Linked DNA regions of Homo sapiens: region 2 is linked to region 1. Evidence: chromatin loops called from intact Hi-C (ENCODE). Cell type or tissue: tibial artery. All regions are shown on one strand. Links, peaks and the distances in the headings refer to the core of each region. The heading gives the core; the rest is flanking DNA.

Region 1 (10,144 bases), core at 610-8,609:
CCACACTCACTGGTTCAGCTCCAGGTCCAGGGTGAAGTTTGAGTTGAAGGCTGGGATGACGAAACTCACCTGGGCCAGATGGACAGGCTGGGTGGGGGGAGGGCAGAGGGGGAGTCAACCCAGGGAGGCCTGAAGGTGGGAGTCGGGGGGATCCCGGGAGCAACAGTAGCCCTGGGGAAGGGGTGGCCAGCCCTAGCAGCTGAGGGGACCATTGATTTGGGGGCAAGATGCTTTGTCCAAGCTCCTCTTCCTCCACGACCCTGCTCCTTTACTAGTGGGCAGAGGCAGGAGTGCTCAGCCCTGGGCACAGCCCCCTTTCTGCCCTCTGGGCCCGGGCACCTGTGCATCCTCTCTGGGGCTGGGCTGCAGGTGCAGCTGGGATGGAGAGGGGCAGCCCGGCCAGCCCTCTGCCTCATTATGCCCTCCTGGCTGGTGAGGGGCACCCCACCATCAGGCAGAGTAACGGGAGGGCCCCAGGAGTATCATGGGAAAGGGACAAACAGGAAATGGGAGGCAGGACCCTCGCTGCCTGTCCCCCTACCCCGGCCCCAGCCTCCATCTACATAGGAGGCCTCGGACAGGGGCGAATGGGTGGGAATGGATGGCTAGGCCCCTGGAAACTGGGCGACGGGCAGGTGCCATCCTGTTGGGAGTAAGGACTTGGCTCCTCTACCCCCAAATCCATTGCCCTCTGCCTCACCCAAAGCAGCTCATCTTTAATATTTCAATCCCATGGTTAATTTTTAAACATGGAAGTTTTCCTGATAAATTTTTCAGAGTGCAGTGGGGCTGGAGGCTCCAGGTTGCCACAGCAACACACCACGCCAGAGCAAGATGGCGGCCCCCCAGGCCTGGGCGCTTGAGGACGCCTGGATCACAGCAACCGCAGGGCCCAGGAAGGGCTGAGAGGACTCAGGGCTGGGGCCTTCTCCACACCCCTTGTTCATTCCAGAAGACTGACTCCAGACCCCAACATGAGGGTCACCCACTCTGCCCTGCAAATGGGAGGCTTTTGTTCGCTGCCTGGCCTTTGTGGTGGGGACGGCAGGTTGCAGGAAGGAAGAGAGCCCCAAGGTTGTGGTCATGAAATCCATAGCCTGTGCCTTGTCGGCTTCCTCCTCAACCACCTCATCACTGCTAATCTTTACCGAGCACTTCTTGTGTGCCGGGCCCTGGTCTAAACACTAAGAGTATTGCCCTGTTTGATCTTCGCAGCAACCCTATGGGATAGATTACTGCCATTCCCATCTGAAAGGAGACAGGCACAGTGGGGCTGACTAACTTGCCCAAGGTCACACAGCTAAAAAGTGGTGAAGCTAGGGAGTCTGCTTCTAGGGCTGTCTCACCCCAAAGGTGGAGTAAAATGGAAGAGGGCCCAGTGTCCATGAGAGGTCCTGGGAGAGGAGCAAGGGGGGCACCAACGGCCAGGGCCTGGGTGGGCTGACCTTTGCGCCCCAAGGACACCGACTCACCCTATTCCAGGCTGACCAAGGCTCCCAATTCCATCCTGAGCCCCTAGAGCATTGATCAGCCCGAAATAGAAAGTCAAGGACAAGGAGTCGCCACATCCTCTTCCCGGCCCATGGCCTGAACCATCCTGGCCTTCCCCTGCCCCTGGGACTGTTCCTGCTTGTTCTATCTGCCTCCCACCAACAAGCCCCTATGCCAGCCCCCTCCACAGCTGCCTAGAGGAGCAGCCTGCCAGACCCCTTGCCCCAATGCTGCTCTCTGACCGTGCAGCCCCAGGGATGACCCAGCAACCTCTCTGTGCCTCAGATTTTCCCACTGAAAATGGTCAGATGAGCCCAGATGCGAGGCCAGGAGGTTGGCTACGTATTGGTACCATCCTGGGCCTGGAGATTCCAGCAGAGTCTGCCCTGGCACCAACAGAATCTCCCTCACTCAGGAGGTCTGCGAGCCACCCCATCAAGCCTGCTTCCTCTCTGCAGAGGCCAAGCCAGTCCCCACTCTGGGGAAAGCCCCAGCTGATGGGGGATGAAGGCCAGATACCTTAAGAGCCTCCTTGTCCACCACCTCCTGCCACCTGCTGAGCTCTCACCACTTCCCCATCTGGTGCAGCTGAGCCCAGCAGGACACAGGGCTCAGACCAGATAAGCCCCTGGGGCAGTGCCGGGGCAGCTGGGGCTGGGGGCTGGGCCTGGCTGGAGGTGGCCCAGGAGGGGGCTGGGAGAGCCCCCAAAGGCGGTAGGAGAAAGAAAGAGACCACATACCAAGGGGTGTTTGCCTGGCCTGGCCCCATGCGGGGACACAACCCTGTCCCTGGTCTGAGGGAAGAGATGGGTCACACAAACCTATCTCAGTCCCCAGAATCTCTGTGGCCCTGGCACCTGGGGAGTGGGGAGGGGACTCCTGCTGGCACAGAGTCCCAAGACCGCCCCAAGCCCGCCCAGCATTAGGCCAATGTTCTTTTTTTTTTTTTTTTTTTTTTTGAGATGGAGTCTCACTCTATCACCCAGGCTGTAGTGCAGTGGTGCAATCTCAGCTCACTGCAACCTCTGCCTCCTGAGTTCAAGCAATTCTCTGCCTCAGCCTCCCGAGGAGCTGGGATTGTAGGTGCCTACCACCACGCCCGGCTAATTTTTTTGTATTTTTAGTAGAGACAGGGTTTCACCATCTTGGCCAGGCTTGTCTTGAACTCCTGACCTTGTGATCCACCCTTGGCATCCCAAAGTGCTGGGATTGCAAATGTGAGCCACCATGCCCAGCGAATGTTCTTTTTTTAAAATTAATTAATTAATTTTTTAAGAGATGGGATCTCACTGTGTTGCCCAGGCTGATCTTGAACTCCTGGGCTCAGACCATCCTCCCGCCTCAGCCTCCCAAAGTGCTAGGATTACAGACTTGAGCCTCCATGTCCAGCCTAAGCCAGTGCTCTATCAAAGCCAAACTGTGCTCCCTGCCTGGCCCTGCTTTCTGCCCCTGCCCTGCCTCTGACCTCATCCCATTGTCCCTCCATCCCTGGTGGGAGGGGCCTTTGGTCTTGAGGTCATGCCAGCCCTCAGCTGACCCTGTGCCCTGCACTTGTCTCTTGCTCCCCCGGCTGCCCAGGCTCTCACATGCTCCAGCTCATTTGATCTCAACGTGCCCAGGCTGTCTGGTCCTCATTTTACAAATGCCAGGATGAGGCTCAGGGAGACACCTGGAGGTGACTGGCCCAGGGTCATGGCTGGGTGGCTGGGGAGGTGTGGGGCTGGATCTCACCCTGGGGCTGGAGTTCGTGTCGCCACAGCAGCTGTGACTGCCTGGCAGGGGTGACCACCCCTTCCACCCGAGGCTCCTCTCTGGCTGGCCCACCCACTCTCCTAGACATCTGCTTCAGAGCGACTGTGCCTTGTCCTCTCTGTACCAGATGCGGGGTGCAGACAGAAAAAGGCAAAGATTCTGCCAAAGACCCAGAAGCACAAATACAGGTGCCTGGGCTCTGCCCCAGACCTACAGACACACAGTCTTAGGAAGGGAGAGACTAAGGAGCCTTAGGATTCTCAAATTCTCCAGGAAATTCGAGAAGGGAGACCATTGCTCCCCACCACTTCCAGACACGGCCCTTCACACGCTGACCCGGAACTCCTGCCCGGACCTCCCTCTCCTCCCCACCCTCATCTGCACAGCCTGCACCTGCCAACCCATGCAGGGCTCTGGCGCCCTCCACCTCTGGGCCTTTAAGCACACAGTAGACATACACTTCTTTGATCACTGATTTGGCTTTTCAGGTGGGCGACCTTTAGTTCCCTGGAGCAAGGGCGATGCCTGCTTTTTTTCCCTGCCCACGAGCTCAACACTCACGTTGAATGGAAATGTATCGCAAGGCCTGAGATAAGCTGCTTCATGCCCCCGGCCTCAGTTTTCCCCTCGGTAAAACAGAATTGTTGGGCCAGGAGCAGTGGCTTACGCCTGTAATCCTAGGAGGCCAAGGTGGGCGGATTGCCTGAGCTCAGGAGTTTGAGACCAGCCTGGGTAACATGGTGAAACCCTGTCTCTACTCAAACAAAAAAGAAATTAGCCGGGTGTGGTGGCATGTGCCTGTAATCCCAGTTACTCGAGAGGCTGAGGCAGGGGAATTGCTTGAACCCGGGAGGCGGAGGTTGCAGTGAGCCAAGATCGTGCCACTGCACTCCAGCCTGGGCAACACAGCAAAACACTCTGTCTCTACAAAAAAAAAAAAAAAAAAAAAAAGAGAAAAGAAAAGAAAAACCAGGATTGCTGTGAGGATTAAATAAAAGCCCTTTTAAATGTGGTATCATAAGGGTCAATAATAATAATAACGAGAAGGAAGTGTAAATGTTCCAGCTGAACAGGGCTTTGAGGAACTGCATAAACGACTCCTTTGGATCACCTACTGTGACAGGGACATGCCAGAATGGTAGCCTTATGCTCCAGATCTGGGTGGATGGTGTGATTTACCTGTCAGGTGTCTCACCTGAGGACATCTTTCTGGAATCCCCTCCCGCAAGGAGACACCACCACCTTGTGGGCCAGGTGGCTGCAGAGTGGGGAGGAGCCAGAGAGGCAGGAGCTCCACCTGGGAGTATGTCCCAGCTGGGAGAAACCCCCCACCCACCCACCCACCTGCCAGCTCCCCCCACCCACCCCCGGCAATGTGTTGGGTGCTCCATTTATCAAGAGGGCAGCGGGATTCCCAGGCAATGAGAACAGCCAGACAAATTTCCAATGATGGGATTTGACCTACATTTTTGAGAACAGAGCCACCTCCTTTTACAGGGTCATCAGTCCCTCTGGGGACAGACTCTGGACAGCTGGGTTCCTCTAGGCAGCCAGGAGGTTGCTTGGGTGAGGCCAAGCCCACAGGCCAGAGTCCTGCTCATGTGGTTTCTCCCCTGGACCCCACCCCGAGCCTGACAAGTAACCCCTAAATATCCTGGCTCCTGTTTCTGACACCCAGCCCTCATGCCAGCACCAGGGCCCAGCACCCTGTCCGGACACTCAGAGATGTTGACCATCGGCTCTTCTGCCAGATCTTGGGCTGGACACCTGACATTCATCATCTCAAGTCCTCGCAGCAGCCTGAGAGGTGGAGACTATGAGCATCCCCATTTTATGAATGAGGAAGGTGGTGTTCAGGGGGCTGCATGACTGGCTCAGGTCACACAGTCAGAAGCAGGGGAGCAGGACCTGCACTAAGGCTGTGCCACCTCAAAGCCACAGCGTGCAGCCTCTCACACCAAAACTAAGCCTGCTGAACTCTCTGGCATGGCAGAGCTCAGTTCATGCCCCCACCTCACCCCTGGGAACAAGCTGGGCCCAGCAAAATCCTAGCCCTGGCTTCTAGCCATCTGCCCCAACCCAGGAGAGAGCCGCAACTTCAGCCACACAGACTATAGCATGGCCTTGGCTCTAGTGGGGTACCAGGGCCCCAGGCACAGACCCTGGCCCCCCTGTGGCACCATGTCCATGACTCCCATCTTCAAGAGCTGGGGGTGAGCCTTACTCAACTGCCCTCCGCCTTTCTGCAGGACGAAAACACAAACACTGTTGCAGCACACACCCACCGTGGAGGGCTTCTGGGGTGGTGCTTCCAGTAAATGCTGGCCTGGGCATCTCTCACAAGAGCTTAGCCCAGAGACTGAGGCACCCCTCCCCTAGCTGGCTCAGATGAGCTTCTATGTACCAGGTCTGCGACCTCCTCACCCCTGACCCTAGTCACCTCCCCATGTCCTGCCCTCTCCTTGTTCCCAAGGAGTCTGGGTCTCCCCAGGGGCAGGCATAACCCATACAGCAGCTTGGTGCAAATTAGAAAAAGGGGTCCCAAGACCGGGTGAGGTGGCTCACACCTGTAATTCCAGCACTTTGGGAGGCCAAGGCGGGTGGATCACTTGAGATCAGGAGTTCGAGACCAGTTTGGCCAGCATGGTGAAACCCCATCTCTACTAAAAATACAAAAATTAGCTGGAAGTGGTGGTGCACGCCTGTAATCCCAGCTACTCGGGAGGCTGAGGCACAAGAATCACTTGAACCCGGGAGGCAGAGGCTGCAGTGAGCCGAGATCATGCTGCTGCACTCCAGCCTGGGTGACAGAGTGAGACTCTGTCTTAAAAAAAAAAAAAGAAAGAAAACAAGATCCCCCTGCAAGTCAGAACGCATGTGGCCCCATAAGCCCACAGATTGCATTCAGCTCACTTACTGCTTGCCCAGTCACCCTAGTGGAGTGAACAACCAGCCCAACTGGACACGGTAGTCTTGCCTGACCTGCACCACCCCTCGGCTGCAGGCTCCCTGGAACCACAGGTTTCTGCACTCCCAGAAGCTCCCTCACTTCTCTGGGCCTCAGGCCTAGCCTGCTTCCAGGCTGGACAGAAGTGAGGGGGTTGAGTGCAGTAGCAAAGAGAGGGCAAGGGTGCATCTGTGTCTCTTTTCCCTTCAGCCCTGAGCAAGAGGTGGCAGCGTGCTGGGTGAGAGCCCTGCTTTGAGGATCAGTCTTGACTCTGTGCTCAAGTGCTGTGTCACTTGGGGCAGTTACGTTGCCTCTCTGTGCCTGTTTCTCCATCTGCGAGATGGGAATAACAGCCCCACCTCTGGGAGCTGTGATGAAGATTAAATAATTCCACGTAAAGGAGTGCCTGCCCCAAAAAGGCCTAGTAAATAATTGTAATTTCTCTACCTTGTTCTTTTGTTGTTGTTGTTGTATTGTGTGAGACAGGATCTCACTCTGTAGCCTAGGTTGGAGTGCAGTGGTGCAACCATAGCTCACTGCAGCCTTGAACTCTTGGACTCAAGCGATCCTGCAGCCTCAGCCTCCCAAGTAGCTGGGACTACAGGTGCGCAGCACCATGCTTGGGTAATTTTTTTTTTTTTTTTTGGTAGAGACGGGAGTCTCACTATGGTGCCCAGGCTAGTCTCAAACTCCTGGTCTCAAGCAATCCCCTGACCTTGGCCACTGTGAGCCAATGCACCCAGTCTAATTTCTCCAGCTTCTAATTCCTTCTTGGCCGCTATATCTCTTCCCCTGTCCCAGTCGCACCCCCACCCTTGCCCCTGTCAAGCCAGGAATCCTCAGCACGTAAAGCTCTTTCCCATCACCACCTCCTGGTAGTAGGTGGGACTGAGATATGTTACCATCCTGATTTTAGGGAACAGGAAACTGGGGCTCAGAAAAGTCAAACGACCTGCCCAAAGCCACAGCAGCTCAGCGCCCCAGGCCCTGCCAGCCAGCATGTGCCCCTGGACTCGACACATGACCAGAGATCTTGCTGCCAGCTCCACACCGGCTAGGCTTGAAGTTCCAAACCAGGGCAGTAAGTTAAGGCAAAAACCAAGCAATGCCCAGCTGGGGTACTTCTGGCTAGGACACACACGGGCTCAAGTCCACACTGGATCCACCATCAGACCCCATGGCTCTGAGGCCAAAAGCGCTCTAACCCCAGGGAGAAATGCCAGGCAGGAGATTGAGGGTTTGCCATATCTCCTTACCGTTGGGGAAAATATTCTGGATGTGTCTTTTTGTCTCCTTGCTCTGGGCAGAGTTGGGAGACTGCCTCCTGGACCCAAATCCAGAGAGCCCTGGAGGCAGAACTGGGAAGTGCCCTGGTGTGGAGAAAACTCCCACCTCCACTGCTTAAGATCTGATTGACTTTGGGCAATTTACGTCATCCCTCTGAGCCTCAGTTTGCTCATCTGTAAAATGGGGCTGACAAAAGTTACAAGCTGCCAGGCGCAGTGGCTCACGCTTGTAATCCCAGCACTTTGGGAGGCCGAGGTGGGCAGATCACCTGAGGTCGGAAGTTCGAGACCAGCCTGAGCAACATGGAGAAACCCCATCTCTACTAAAAATACAAAAAATTAGCCAGGCATGGTGGCGCACGTCTGTAATCCCAGCTACTCGGGAGGCTGAGGCAGTAGAATTGCTTGAACCCGGGAGGTGGAGGTTAGGGTGAGCAGAGATCACGCCATTGCACTCCAGCCTGGGCAACAAGAGCAAAACTCCATCACACACACACATAAACACACAAAAGTTACAAGCCTTACAGAGTTGTGAGAAATAAGTGATGTAGAGTGCATACAAAGCTTGGCAGAGTGGCCCATAGAAGTCCACAGCTTTGGTACCTCAGGGGAAACTGAGGCACAGATAAGAGAGGGCCCCAAACAAGTCCCTTGAGGAGGTCGCCATGAGGGCCCTAGGAAGTCTCAGTCTCAGAGAGACCCCAAAATTGGAGATAATCACTGCCCGGCAGATCCATGGAACTCCATTCCCTCCCCGCAGGCTCTCAGACACCCCTCAGAAGTATCTGGAATCGGTGGATCACATACACACCTCACATGCACTCACTCACCTGCAGAACAACACAGAGACCCCCAACCCAAGCAGTTCAACTGCACCCATCCTGACCTTCCCACGCAGCTGCAGACACCACCACAGCCCAGAACCTCCTACCCTTTGCCACCTCTGTCTCTGTTCGGAAAGGGTCAGGCTGAAGGAGCAACCTGCCCAGTTGGAATACCTGACTTTTCATCCCTACCTGACTCCAGGCTTTTCCTCAACTCTGTCCCCTTTCCCTGCGGTGACATCCCTCCATGACTCAATCTGCACATCCCTTAAAGCATAAGCCAGAGTCCCAGCAGTCGGGCAGACCATCAGTTCCCCCACAGTGTAACCACGGGGTGCACAGTTCACAGGTAGGGAGTGACACCAGGCAAGACAGCCAGACTCAGCGGCCAGGACACCCCATCCCCGGCCCTAGGACTGCACACCTCCCAGGGAGCCTGGGCAGTTGCTGAAGGCAGCTTCCACCCCCCACCCCACCCCCAGTGACTGCGGGCCTTGGACCATTAGCCCCCTCCCCCTGCCCCTCTGCACGGCCCTGAGTGATGGTCCATCTATTATGCATGCTCCCTTCCTGCTCCATCCATTTCATCAGTATTCTCCACCCCTGCACCACCCCGCATCCCCCTCTGCTCCCCTCCCTTAAGGGCTTTTAACCAAGTACATTAGGCAGGGCCAGATGCCAGTCTGACAGATGTCCGTAATGTTAGCCTCCGTTTCCCTCCTTCCTCCCTCTGCCCAGCCCAATTTACCTCCCACCACTCCCCGCTGCCAAAACTTCCCAGGCCTCAGTTGTACCCCTCTTCTGGGTCTCCCCCCTATACCTCCTGTTTGTGCCGGGCCTTTGCCAGCCAACCTGCCCTCTGCTGCCCTGTTGGCCTGGCTCACTTTCAGCTCCAGCTCTTGGAGCGCTGGGGTGTGCTGAATGAATATTCCATCTGGGTGATTATTATTCACATGATATTAATTAATTATTAATTGCAATTAATCTCCTTCATGCCTAACCTTCCTCTGGGAGGCAGGAGGGGCCTGGCAGCTGAAAGGGACAGTGGGCAGGCAGGTAGAGCTGGCTTGGGGCCTCAAGTTATTTTCCAAGGCCCCACCTTCAGCCAGGACAGGAAGAACAACAAGCCTATCTGGGCACTGTGTGGAAACTGAGGCAGGAGCAAGCACTAAGTTGTTCCAAGAAAGCCCACTAAGGTGGCTGTGGTGAGAACCTGAGAGCCCTAATCCCTGACTGGAATCTGGGCTGCCTCTCCCTGCCCCCAACTTGCCCCATCCAAGCCCTGTTTTGAACAGAACAACTAGCTTTGGCCAGAGCAGAGCAGGGGGCCATTGGAAGGCTGACCCAAAGCAGACCTGAGACCTAGGCATTAGTGGTCCCTGTACACTGAGGGCAGGGGACCCTACAATAATGGAAGGGGGCCCTGGGGCTGGGCAGGCCTGGTGCTCCCCACCAGTGGGCTCCAGCACCCACCGGATAGCCCACTGTACAGAAGGGGACCCTGCGGGGCAGCTGCTGAGGGGGACTCCAACCCTGGTTACCCCGTGGGCTTCCTGGGGCTCTGAGGCCTGCTTCAGCCCCTGGCCTCACCACCCAGCCCCACTCACCGGGCCCCCTGGTGGCTCCTGGCGGACCCTTGTGTCCAGCTGCTGCTTTCGGACCTCTCCCCCGGAGCTCTCCCTAACCAGACGGCTGGGTTCCGTGACCTCAGGGGCTCCTGGGCCTCCCAGCTGGGGTAAGCCCCCCCATCGCAGAGCTCCAGCAGGACCTTGGGTCCCAAGACCTGGGGAAACAAGGCCATGGCTGCAGGCAGCTGCCCACCCTGGGGCAGAAGACTTGGGAAT
Region 2 (10,144 bases), core at 1,461-9,460, 240 kb before region 1:
CGATTCTCCTGCCTCGGCCTCCCGGGTAGCTGGGACTACAGGCATGTGCCACCATGCCCAGCTAATTTTTGTATTTTTAGTAGAGACAGGGTTTCGCTATGTTGGCCAGGCTGGTCTTGAACTCCTGACCTCGTGATCTGCCTGCCTCAGCCTCCCAAAGTGCTGGGATGACAGGTGTGAGTCACCACACCTGCCATTTCTTTCTTCTTGTTTCAGGTTTCTTCCTTCTTGGTTCCATCCTACAAAGAACTGTTTCCATAGACATCCTCTCTGTACAGCTACTTTCAGCCTATTCTTCCCAGTTAGAGACTTACAGTGATTCCTAGTGTCTACCAAATTCCCTTTCAAACTCCTTGGTTTGGGATTCCAAGAGCCCTTCACCATCAAGCTCTTTCCACCTGACACAAACAGTAACCTTGTTTCCGGCCCAACTTGCTGTGCCAACTGGCCCTGCCTAAGGCTGTCCAGCCTCTCTGCCTTTGCCTGGGCCGCTTCTCCTCCTGCAACATCCTTCTTCCTCTCCACACCCAATTCTGCTGATTGAAATCCATCCATTCTGAAAGACCTGGCTCAAATGCCACCTCTTCTGGGAGGAATCCTTACCAGGTAGCCTCATCAGAAATGCTTGCCCTCCTCTGATCCATCTCCCGTAGCCCCTTGCATGTCCCAGGCCCTGGATCTTTCTCTCTCACAGCCTCAGACTCCCGGTAAGCCTCTGGAAATGGAAGCCCCTGGAGGGCAGAGCTATCCCAGCTGTCCATGAGTCCTCTCGGAACCCATTTCCCACCATTGCACTTCCTGCCCTGCTCGCTCCCCACCCCAAGGTAACACCAAGGTCGGATGTGAGAAAAAAATAGATGAAACAAGATTTTGCACATCACATTGTAAAACCCGCTCAGGCGCTCCCCTCCTCCCAATATTCTTACTGGACTCCCGCCTACCCTTGGCTCTGGTCCCTCTGGCTCCTCCCCATCCACCCAGTCCAGATGTCCAAGCCTGAGCAGCTCACCTGGAGAGACACCGTGTCTCTGTCTCCATCTCTTAGTCTGGGTCTCTGTCTGTGCTGCCAGTAGACCTCTGGCCTCCCCCATCAGACTGGGATCACTGGGAATGTGAGGACCTACCTTTTTTTGTCTTTGTCTCCTTTTCCCATCCCATTCAGTGGAGGATTTCAAAAAGCTTTGGAGACACACTTAACAAGATAAAAAATGAGAGAGGAAGCTGGAGGTGGGAGAGGTCCTGCTTCCTCCTCCCCCAGCCTCGGTCTCTGGCACCTTGCCAAGGTCACCTTTCAGAGCAACCTATCACGGGCCTTTGTCAGGATCATTCATCCTCCTTTCCAGCGCCCTCCGCCCTTGCCAACCCACCAGACTCTGTTGCCACTCCAGGCCCTGCCGCCACTCCAGGCCCTGCCAGCCCCAGCTCGCCTTACCAGTCCCTCACGCTCCAACTCTCTCCCTCTCCCCCCCATCTGCAACCACAGCACATCACAGCTGTCTGATTAGCTCAATTGATTAATTAAGCTCTAATGAGAGCCGTGACTCACCCCTACAGCTGCTGACCAGGAGGCCAGCCGTGCCCAGAAGGCCACTGAGGCTGCAGACATGGTCTTATGAGGGCCCAGGGGCAGGCAGCTCAGTGGTTGGTACCACTGAGCCATTTGCAGGGCACAAAGCTTGCCCATGGCTAGGTCTCTCCAAAAGCCTCCATGGTGAGGGGTGGGCAGAGGGGTTGCTCCCTCAACCAATCAGTGAGTTCCAGGATCTGGCACCAACTCTGCTGAAGTCAGGGAGGGCAGAGCAGACATTGATTGGCTGAGAGGTGCAGGGAGGGGAGTAGATCCCTTCAGAGTCCCACCTTGACTCCTGGGGCTTAGCATGCCCCAGGCCCAGAGGATAGTGAGCGTGGGGAAGCTGGGCACTGGCCAGAGGAACCAGACTTAGCCCTGCCAGCAGCCACCAACCCTGTGGTTTCTTTGCTCTGTCGCCCAGGCTGGAGTGCAATGCTGCGATCTTGGCTTACTGCAACCTCCATCTCCCAGGTTCAGTCGATCCTCCTGCCTCAGCCTCCCGAGTAGCTGGGATTACAGGCACGCGCCACCATGCCCAGCTGGTTTTTATTTTTAGTAGAGATGGGGTTTCACCATGTTGGCCAGGCTGGTCTCGAACTCATGACCTCAGGTGATCCACCTGCCTCAGCCTCCCAAAGTGCTAGGATTACAGGTGTGAACCACCGCACCCGGCCAAACCCTATGGTTTCTTCCATCCCCACAACTCCCAGCCATGTGGTGAGAAAACGCCCCCATCCAGCTGCTGGCTTCCAGTCTCGAATAGCCACAAGGACTCTGCAGAGCAAGTCCTCGATTCCCATTCCTCCCACCTCCGGCCTCCCTCACCACCCCGACCACTGACCCACCCCGCCCCCAGACTCTGTCCCTTGTCTAGGATAGGGGACAAATGCCCTCCATTAGCAACAATCATTGGCTGGGCACAATGGGTCACTCCTGTAATTCCAGCACTTAATCACGCCTTAATCCTCAACCTTGGGAGGCTGAGGTGGGAGGATCACTTGAGGCCAGTAGTTTGAGACCAGCCCAGGCAACATAGCAAGACCCCTGTCTCTACACAAAATTTTAAGAAAGAAAATTAGCCAGGTAAGGTTGCTCACGTTTGTAATCCCAGCTACTGGGGAAGCTGAGGCAGGAGGATTGCTTGAGCCCAGGAGTTCGAGGCTGCAGTGAGCTGTGATTACACCACTGCACTCCAGCCTTGACAAGGGTAGAATCTTGTCTCAAAAAAAACAAAAAACGATCATCAGTTAAGTGGGATTTTCCATCTTACAGACACCTCCATGTTCGTTCTTCCCCAGAATCTCACGAGGCAAACTGAGCCAGGAGTTCATTCTAGAGATGAGGAAACTGAGACCTCAACTTGCCCAAGATCACACCCGGGCGTTTCCTGCTTCCCAGCCTTTGCATTTGTCTTGAGTCACGCACTTCTCTTCAGCTTTGAGACGTCAGCTTAGAGGTCACTTCAGCCAGGATGCCCCGTCCCCCAGCTGCAGGTGAGGGCCCCCTCTTGTTGTGTTAACTTGCTCACCTCTGCCACGGGCCTGTGAGCACAGCTGCCGCTCTGTCTATACCTCCCGATTGCGGGAGGATCCTGCTCAGGGCCTCACAGGCAGTAGGGACATAAAGAATATTTAGAGTGGAGGAAAGAAAGGGAGGAGGGAAGAAATGAATGAGCCACACATGGCAGATAGTCTGAGCCCCCAGTCAAATGCTGAGAGGGAGGACATGGTGGAGGACCAAGCAGGGCTGCCCAGTCTGGTCATGTCAGCTGTTGATGTGCAGGGAGCCCCTGCTGCACAGCCCGCTGGCCCAGAGATCATGCAGGTAGTCACTTCCCCTCCCTGCTGCAGAGAGGTTAGGGTGGGACCAGGAAATCCTGGGAGATGGTGGAGGAAGATGGGCAGAGCAGGAGAGAGTGGGGAGGGCCTGGGAGTCAGGAAACCTGAAGTGGAGATTAAAGCAGTGGCTGGGTCAGGCACAGTGGCTCACATCTGTGATCCCAGCACTTTGGGAGGCTGAGGCAGGTGGATCACCTGAGATCAGGAGTTTGAGACAAGCCTGGTCAACATGGTGGAAACCCGTCTCTACTAAAAATACAAAAATTAGCTGGGTGTGGTGGCATGCGCCTGTAATTCCAACTACTTGGGAGGCTGAGGCAGGAGAATCACTTGAACCCGGGAAGCAGAGGTTGCAGTGAGCTGAGATCGTGCCACTGCACTCCAGCCTGGGCGACAGAGCAAAATTCTGTCAAAAAAAAAAACAAAAAAAACAGTGGCTGGAGAGTCCGAGACCTGGGTTGGAGTCCTGGCTTTGCTTGACCTCTCTGGGTGACTGTGGGCATGTGGCCTCCCCAGTCTGGCCTGTGAACCGAGAAAGTCTGATGGCATGGGCTCTGGGCCTGTTCTCCTGTTGAAGTCTGGGAGTTCTGTAGCCCCAAGAGACATCTGTTACTAGAGGGAGGGAGTGAAATGGAGATGGACAGTAGGAGGGGGTTGCAACACCTATTACCAATGGTGGGAGGGGTAATCACAGCCGGGAGCCTCTGGGCCCCACAAGGAGTCTCCACCACTCCCCCCAGCTCCTCTTCTGTCGCTGCCCCTCAGATTCAATTACCAGCTCAGCTTTCAAATCGGGCTCCAGCCAGTAACTTTACTGGAGAAAATTATTATGTGATTATTTCAACCTTGCTCCAAACGCTGTTTTAATTGGATCTGGGAAAAGGCGATTTGGGCATCAGAGGAGCCACGCGGGGGCGGGAGCAGCATAGGAATGTCAGGCAGGGGAGCCCCACCTGCCCATGAGGTTCGAAAGGCAGACAGGACTGCTTCCCAGCCCCCTACCTCTCCCCAGGCCCCCCACGTTCATCGTAGATGGAGGGTAAGCCTCAGCCGGAAAGAGAAAATGGGTGTGGGGAGAAAGGCTTCCCAGGCAAGTGGGTTGTGGAGGGGGTTGGAGGGGGTTGGAGGGGGTTGGAGGGGGTTGGAGGGGGTTGGGGGGGTTTGGAGGGGGTTGGAGGGGGTTGGGGGGGTTGGAGGGGGTTGGAGGGGGTTGGAGGGGTTGGAGGGGGTTGGAGGGGGTTGGAGGGGGTTGGAGGGGTTGGAGGGGGTTGGAGGGGGTTGGAGGGGGTTGGAGGGAACAGGTTCCTAGCAGCCTGTCTCCTGCCCAAAGCAGCCATCAGCCACTTAGAAAACTACTTTCCTGCCAATTTCCTTCCCTCCTCTGCCCCCAGTCCCAGCCCACCTGGAATAGACTTTTGCTCAAACACTAGCCCAAGGAAGCAGAGTTGGAAAGAACATTTGATTTTCCAGGATCCAGGAGGGCCTTTGAAAGGGATTTGGATTTATCTGCTCCTGGGATCACCCTTTCTCCCTGCTAGACAGATGACTGGTGTTTGAACATATGCTAACCTTTCTGAGCTTTGGTTTTCCCATCTGTCAAAGAGAGGGTCCTAGGTGACCCCCAAGACCCCTCCCAGGAACGAAGGAAGCCATTTGCACTGGTTCTCCCTGTGCTCTGGCTCTCCATGAGGCTAGAGAAGTCCAGCACCAACTCTTTGGTGGCCAATTCTGCAGGGGCTTGTAGGCGCTGAGCCTTGTAGAGCCCATCTGCCTCGCAGCTAAGGATGTCCCTCCCCACCCCGAGCCAGAGCTCAGCCAGGTGCCAGGAGCGAGAGTGGGCCTGGGATTGGGGCAGGAGGAGAGGGGAGGGGTGTGCTGAAAGGTTGAGGGGCCAGGAGGAAGGACGCATCTTCATGGTCTTGAGGTCTGGCTTTCTCAGGGCTCTCTGTAACTCCTTTTCTCCACACCTTAACAAACACCATGTCAACACTTCTTTAAAAATTGTTTATTTTGTTTAGAAATGAGGTCTTGCTCTGTTACCCAGGCTCGGGTGCATTGGCTCCATCATAGTTCACTGCAGCCTCTACCTCCTGGGTTCAAGCAATTCTCCTGCCTCAGCCTCCTGAGAAGCTGAAACTACAGGTGCACACCACCATGCCTGGCTAATATTTTAAATTTTTTGTAGAAATGGGGTCTTACTATGTTGCCTAGGCTAGTCTTGACCTCCTGAGCTCAAGTGATCCTCCCACCTTAGCCTTCCAAAATGCTGGGATTACAAGTATAAGCCACAGTGCCCAGCCAATGCTTTTTAAATATTTTTTATTTTTTTAGAGATAGGGTCTTGCTCTGTCACCCAGGCTGGAGTGCAGTAGCCCAGTCATTGCTCACTGTAACTTCAAACTCCTGGGCGTAAGTGATCCTCCTGCCTCACTCAACACTTTTTAAAAAAAATCGCTTAGGTGGCTCATGCCTGTAATCTCAGCACTTTGGGAGGCTGAGGCTGATGGATCACTTGTTCCCAGGAGTTTGAGACCAGCCTGGGCAGTGTTAGGAGACCTAGTCTCTAAAAAAGTTAAAACATTTAAAAATTTAGCTGGGTGGCTGGGCGTGGTGGCTCATGCTTGTGATCCCAGCACCTTGGGAGGCCGAGGCAGGCAGATCACGAGGTCAGGAGTTCGAGACCAGCCTGGCCAATATGGTGAAACCCCGTCTCTACTAAAAATACAAAAATTAGCCGGGTGTGGTGGCGCGTGCCTGTAGTCCCAGCTACTCAGGAGGCTGAGGCAGGAGAATTGCTTGAACCCAGGAGGCAAAGGTTGCAGTGAGCTGAGATCTCACCACTGCACTCCATCCTGGGTGACAGAGCAAGACTCCATCTCAAAAAAAAAAAAAACGAAAAAAAAGTTTAGCTGGGTACAGCCATGCCTATAGTCTCAGCTACTCAGGAGGCTAAAGGAGGAGGATTGCTTGAGCCTGGGAGGTCAAGGCTGCAATGAGCTGTGATGGCACCACTACACCCCAGCCTGGGCAACAGACTGAGAACATATATATATATTATATATATTATATATATATATAATATATATATATATATAATGCCTTAAAGGTGCCATTTTGGAGAATGTACTACTCACAGCAGGAATGTGTCTCCCCCACCACCCTTCCCCCCCACCCAAGACATGGGCACTGGGACTGCAGGGAAGACTGGCCAGACCCCAGCCCCAGCACCCACCTGCCATCAACAAGCATCACTGGGCATGGGTGAAGGGACAGTGAGGCAGGCGCAAAGAGGACAGAAGGTGTTGGTTCAATTCATTTGCCAGGTACTGAGCACCTATTGGGTTTGAGGCACAGGGCCAGTGCCACCTCCAGGAGAATAACAATCTGGTTTGGGAGACAGGACACTCTCTTCTTAGAAATCATCTAAAACTCTGAGACAGCAGGAGAGATGGTTCAGAAATGAGGCCGTGAGCACTCAGGAGCCAGTCAATCTCAACAGAACGAAGCCCAGGCAGACTTCCTGGGGAGGCAGTTTCAAGGAGGTCTCAGTGTGGTTTGGCTGAGAGGAGGTTGGTGGGTATTCTGAAGGACCAAACAGCAGAAATGCCCAGGGAGAAAGGGAAGCGGTGAGAGAGGAAGGAAGGTAGCTGTGAGATGCTTGCCTCTGTGCCTCCAACATCCCCTAATGCGGGAAATTATAATTTCCATTTTACAGACAGGTTCGGACCTTTGTCAGGGTCACACACAGCCAGGAGGGGACTGAAAGCAAGCTCTGCCGGTGCCCTGACCCTGTCCTTTCTCCAGCTTCACCTTGCCTCTCCCAGAGCCAGCCGGCCTCATGCTGAGGCACCAGCAGGCAGATGCAGAGGGCTCAGCTGGGAATGAGAAGGCCACTTCCCGAGAATTTCTGGAATCCACAAATAAGATCTGAGACAAACAGGACCCCGGCCCTTCAGGCGAGTGCCTGCCTGGAGATGGGGGTTTCAAAGGTGTGGATCACGGGGGAAAATTGTATTGTCAAAGAAGAAAACCAGTGCTGCCATCCCTCCTTCACTCATTAATTTCTGGGGAAGTATTAATTTCTGGGGAAGTATTAGCTGTCAGCAAGCAGCAGCCCTCCAATTCGAATTACAGAATTTGAATTCTTAATTTCTCCTAATCCATCAGTGAGCTGCCTTCCTGGGCTAATATTAGCAGCATTGGTGAAGCTTGTAACAGTCATTGATGTCTCCAGTCCTCTGAAAAAAGCCCTAATCAACAGAGCTGGGCCTGGGGCATGGGCCCCTAGAGGCAGGGACTCCGATCCCCACTCCCCAGCTGCCCCCAGTCTCCAGGAAGAGAGTGCAGAGTTTTACAAAGGTCCCTGGAGAGACGACAGAGAGAGAGAGAGAGAGAGAGAGAGAGAGAGAGAGCGCAAAGGAGAGGTGGGGAAGATGGAATCAGAGCCTGTGAGAGGCTTGGAACCAGGAAGAGAGGGAGAAAGGGGCTCAGGGAAAGACAAAATCAGTAAGACCAAAAGAGGTGGAGGCAGAGTGATGGAGAGACTGAGCCAGAGGCCCAAAGAGATGGATGGAGCCCGAGCTGGAGAGGAGGAAAGGAGCCTTTCAGAACGTAGAGTCAAAGCAACCCTCATTCAGACTCTGTGCAGGGAAAAAACACAGGAAAGCAAAACCAAAACCCTCCTGTGACTCCCAGGGTGTCATGGAAAGTGTGGTGTTCCACGGATTACATGGCCCCCATATCACTGGGCCCACCAGTTCACATTGCCTCTAGTTCTGGATCAGGCACCTTGTCTCAAATCACAGCTGAAAGACCTCCTCCGTCAGAAGGCCCTCTTGCTTTCTGTCCACCAGCACCATCTCTCTCTCTCTCTTTTTTTTTTTTTTGAGATGGAGTCTCATTCTGTCGCCCAGGCTGGAGGGCAGTGGCGTGGTCTCAGCTCACTGCAACCTCCGCCTCACGGGATCAAGCGATTCCTGTGTCTCAGCCTCCTGAGTAGCTGGGACTACAGGTGCGCACCACCAAACTCAGCTAATTTTTGTATTTTTAGGTAGAGACGGGGTTTCGCCATGTTGGCCAGGCTGGTCTCAAACTCCTGGCCTCAAATGATCCACCCGCCGCCTCAGCTTCCCTAAGTGCTGGGATTACAGGCATGAGCCACCGCACCCGGCCCACCAACACCATCTTTTCACTGCTGGGCAGTAACACTCTCTCCTGGTCAGCCACCCAGGTCCTGAAGACACTCTGTGCTGCTGCGTCTGTCTCCACGCAGGTGGGAAGAACGTGGGAGGCAAGCCGAGCACTATTTGTGCACTTCTTTTTATTTATTAATTTTTTTGAGACGGCCTCTCACTCTTTTGCCCAGGCCAGAGTGCAGTGGCACGATCTCAACTCACCGCAACCTCCATCTCCCGGGTTCAAGCAATTCTCCTGCGTCGGCCTCCTGAGTAGCTGAGATTACAGGCATCTGCCACCAGGCCCAGCTAATTTTTTTGTATTTTTAGTAGAGATGGGGTTTCTCCATGTTGGCTCGAACTCTTGATCTCAGGTGATCTGCCCACCTCAGCCTCCCAATATATGTCCACTTCTTATTTAATCTCTTCGACAGGGCCAAGAGGTACAGACTTTTTTTTTTTTTTTTTTTTTTTTGAGACGGAGTCTAGCTTTGTCACCCAGGCTGGCGTGTAGTGGCCCGATCTCGGCTCACTACAACCTCCACCTCCCTTGTTCAAGTGATTCTCTTGCCTCAGCCTCTCAGCCTCCCAAGTAGCTGGGATTACAGGCGTGTGCCACCACACGCGGCTAATTTTTGGTGAGACAGGGTTTCACCATGTTGGCCAGGCTGGTCTTGAACTTCTGACCTCAAGTGATCCACCCACCTCAGCCTCCCAAAGTGCTGGGATTACAGGTGTAAGCCACTGCACCCGGCTGGTACAAACTGTTATTACCCCCATTTAACACATAAGGAAACACACCTTAAGTCACTTGCCCAAAGTCATGGGGCAATGACATAGTGATTTTGGGATTTGAATCCCAGTAGGCTGACTCCAAAGCAAAGCACTTAACATCACGTTGGAGAATCTTGGGAAACCCCCGGGAGTTGTATATGGTGCAGTCCCCATCCTTGTTGAACTACCAAAGGTTGAAGGCCATGCCAGTCCTGCCCCATGACTTCCTCACATGACTCCAGTTCCATCAGCCAATCTTCTTACTAACATCCAGATAGCCTCGGACCCTCTGCCCCCATCCAGCCGACCCTGTCCCTCCCACCTGCCTTTCCATCTCTCTGAATCCAGGCCTTCACCTGGGCAGGCCCAGCTCAAGTCAGGCTTTCAGCTGGAAGCTTTTCCCCGCCTGCATCCCTAGCTCCATGGCCTGTCCCTCTCTGACCCAGTCTTTGTCCTTTCTGTGGATTTCCTGCCTCCTCAGCAAGTTCTGAGCCTCTCCATGCACAGCCAGGTGCCCTCTGAAGTCCTAGGACCCAGCTTTGCCCGGGCTTGTGCTCAGTAAATATTTGTGGACTTATCAACTGATTGATTGGTGAAGTGAAGACAGGAGACCTGGGACAAAGATGCCTGAGAACTCAGCAGTGTCCCTCTCAGCCTGGGCCCTGGGGAGGTGCTGGGGAGCCTGACACACACAGGTGAGGACTCCAGGCCCCAGCAGGTGTGAATGGCCAGGTGTTGGCACTCCCAGCTGCCTGCGGGTGACCCTGTCTCCCCAGGGTGGGAGGATT

What was found. A loop is a pair of places that touch in the nucleus more often than their neighbours do. Peaks named below come from ENCODE experiments on the same cell type or tissue, not always from the same donor. Only the 100,000 strongest peaks of a DNase experiment are listed, where the experiment ranks them.
Region 2: it touches region 1 in a loop (2.4-fold over the local background); 12 of 110 quality-filtered maps call a loop at or near these places.

What each region holds. Positions count from the first base shown.
Region 1 is chr17:44,759,661-44,769,804 of GRCh38, reverse strand. ADAM11 (ADAM metallopeptidase domain 11) reads right to left here. Exons shown (of 27, transcript NM_002390.6): 2 at 9,908-10,083; 3 at 11-87. Among named protein-coding and RNA genes, the nearest start is that of ADAM11, 5.7 kb to the right of the region's middle. In tibial artery, for the core only: no CTCF peak of the experiment used is centred there; no DNase peak of the experiment used is centred there; H3K27me3 peaks cover 6,567 bases.
Region 2 is chr17:45,001,208-45,011,351 of GRCh38, reverse strand. LOC107987243 (a long non-coding RNA gene) reads left to right here. Exons shown (of 6, transcript XR_007065771.1): 2 at 2,869-3,063. Among named protein-coding and RNA genes, the nearest start is that of C1QL1, 38 kb to the right of the region's middle. RefSeq lists enhancers at 2,717-3,217, 4,748-5,704, 6,994-7,757. In tibial artery, for the core only: no CTCF peak of the experiment used is centred there; no DNase peak of the experiment used is centred there; H3K27me3 peaks cover 1,625 bases.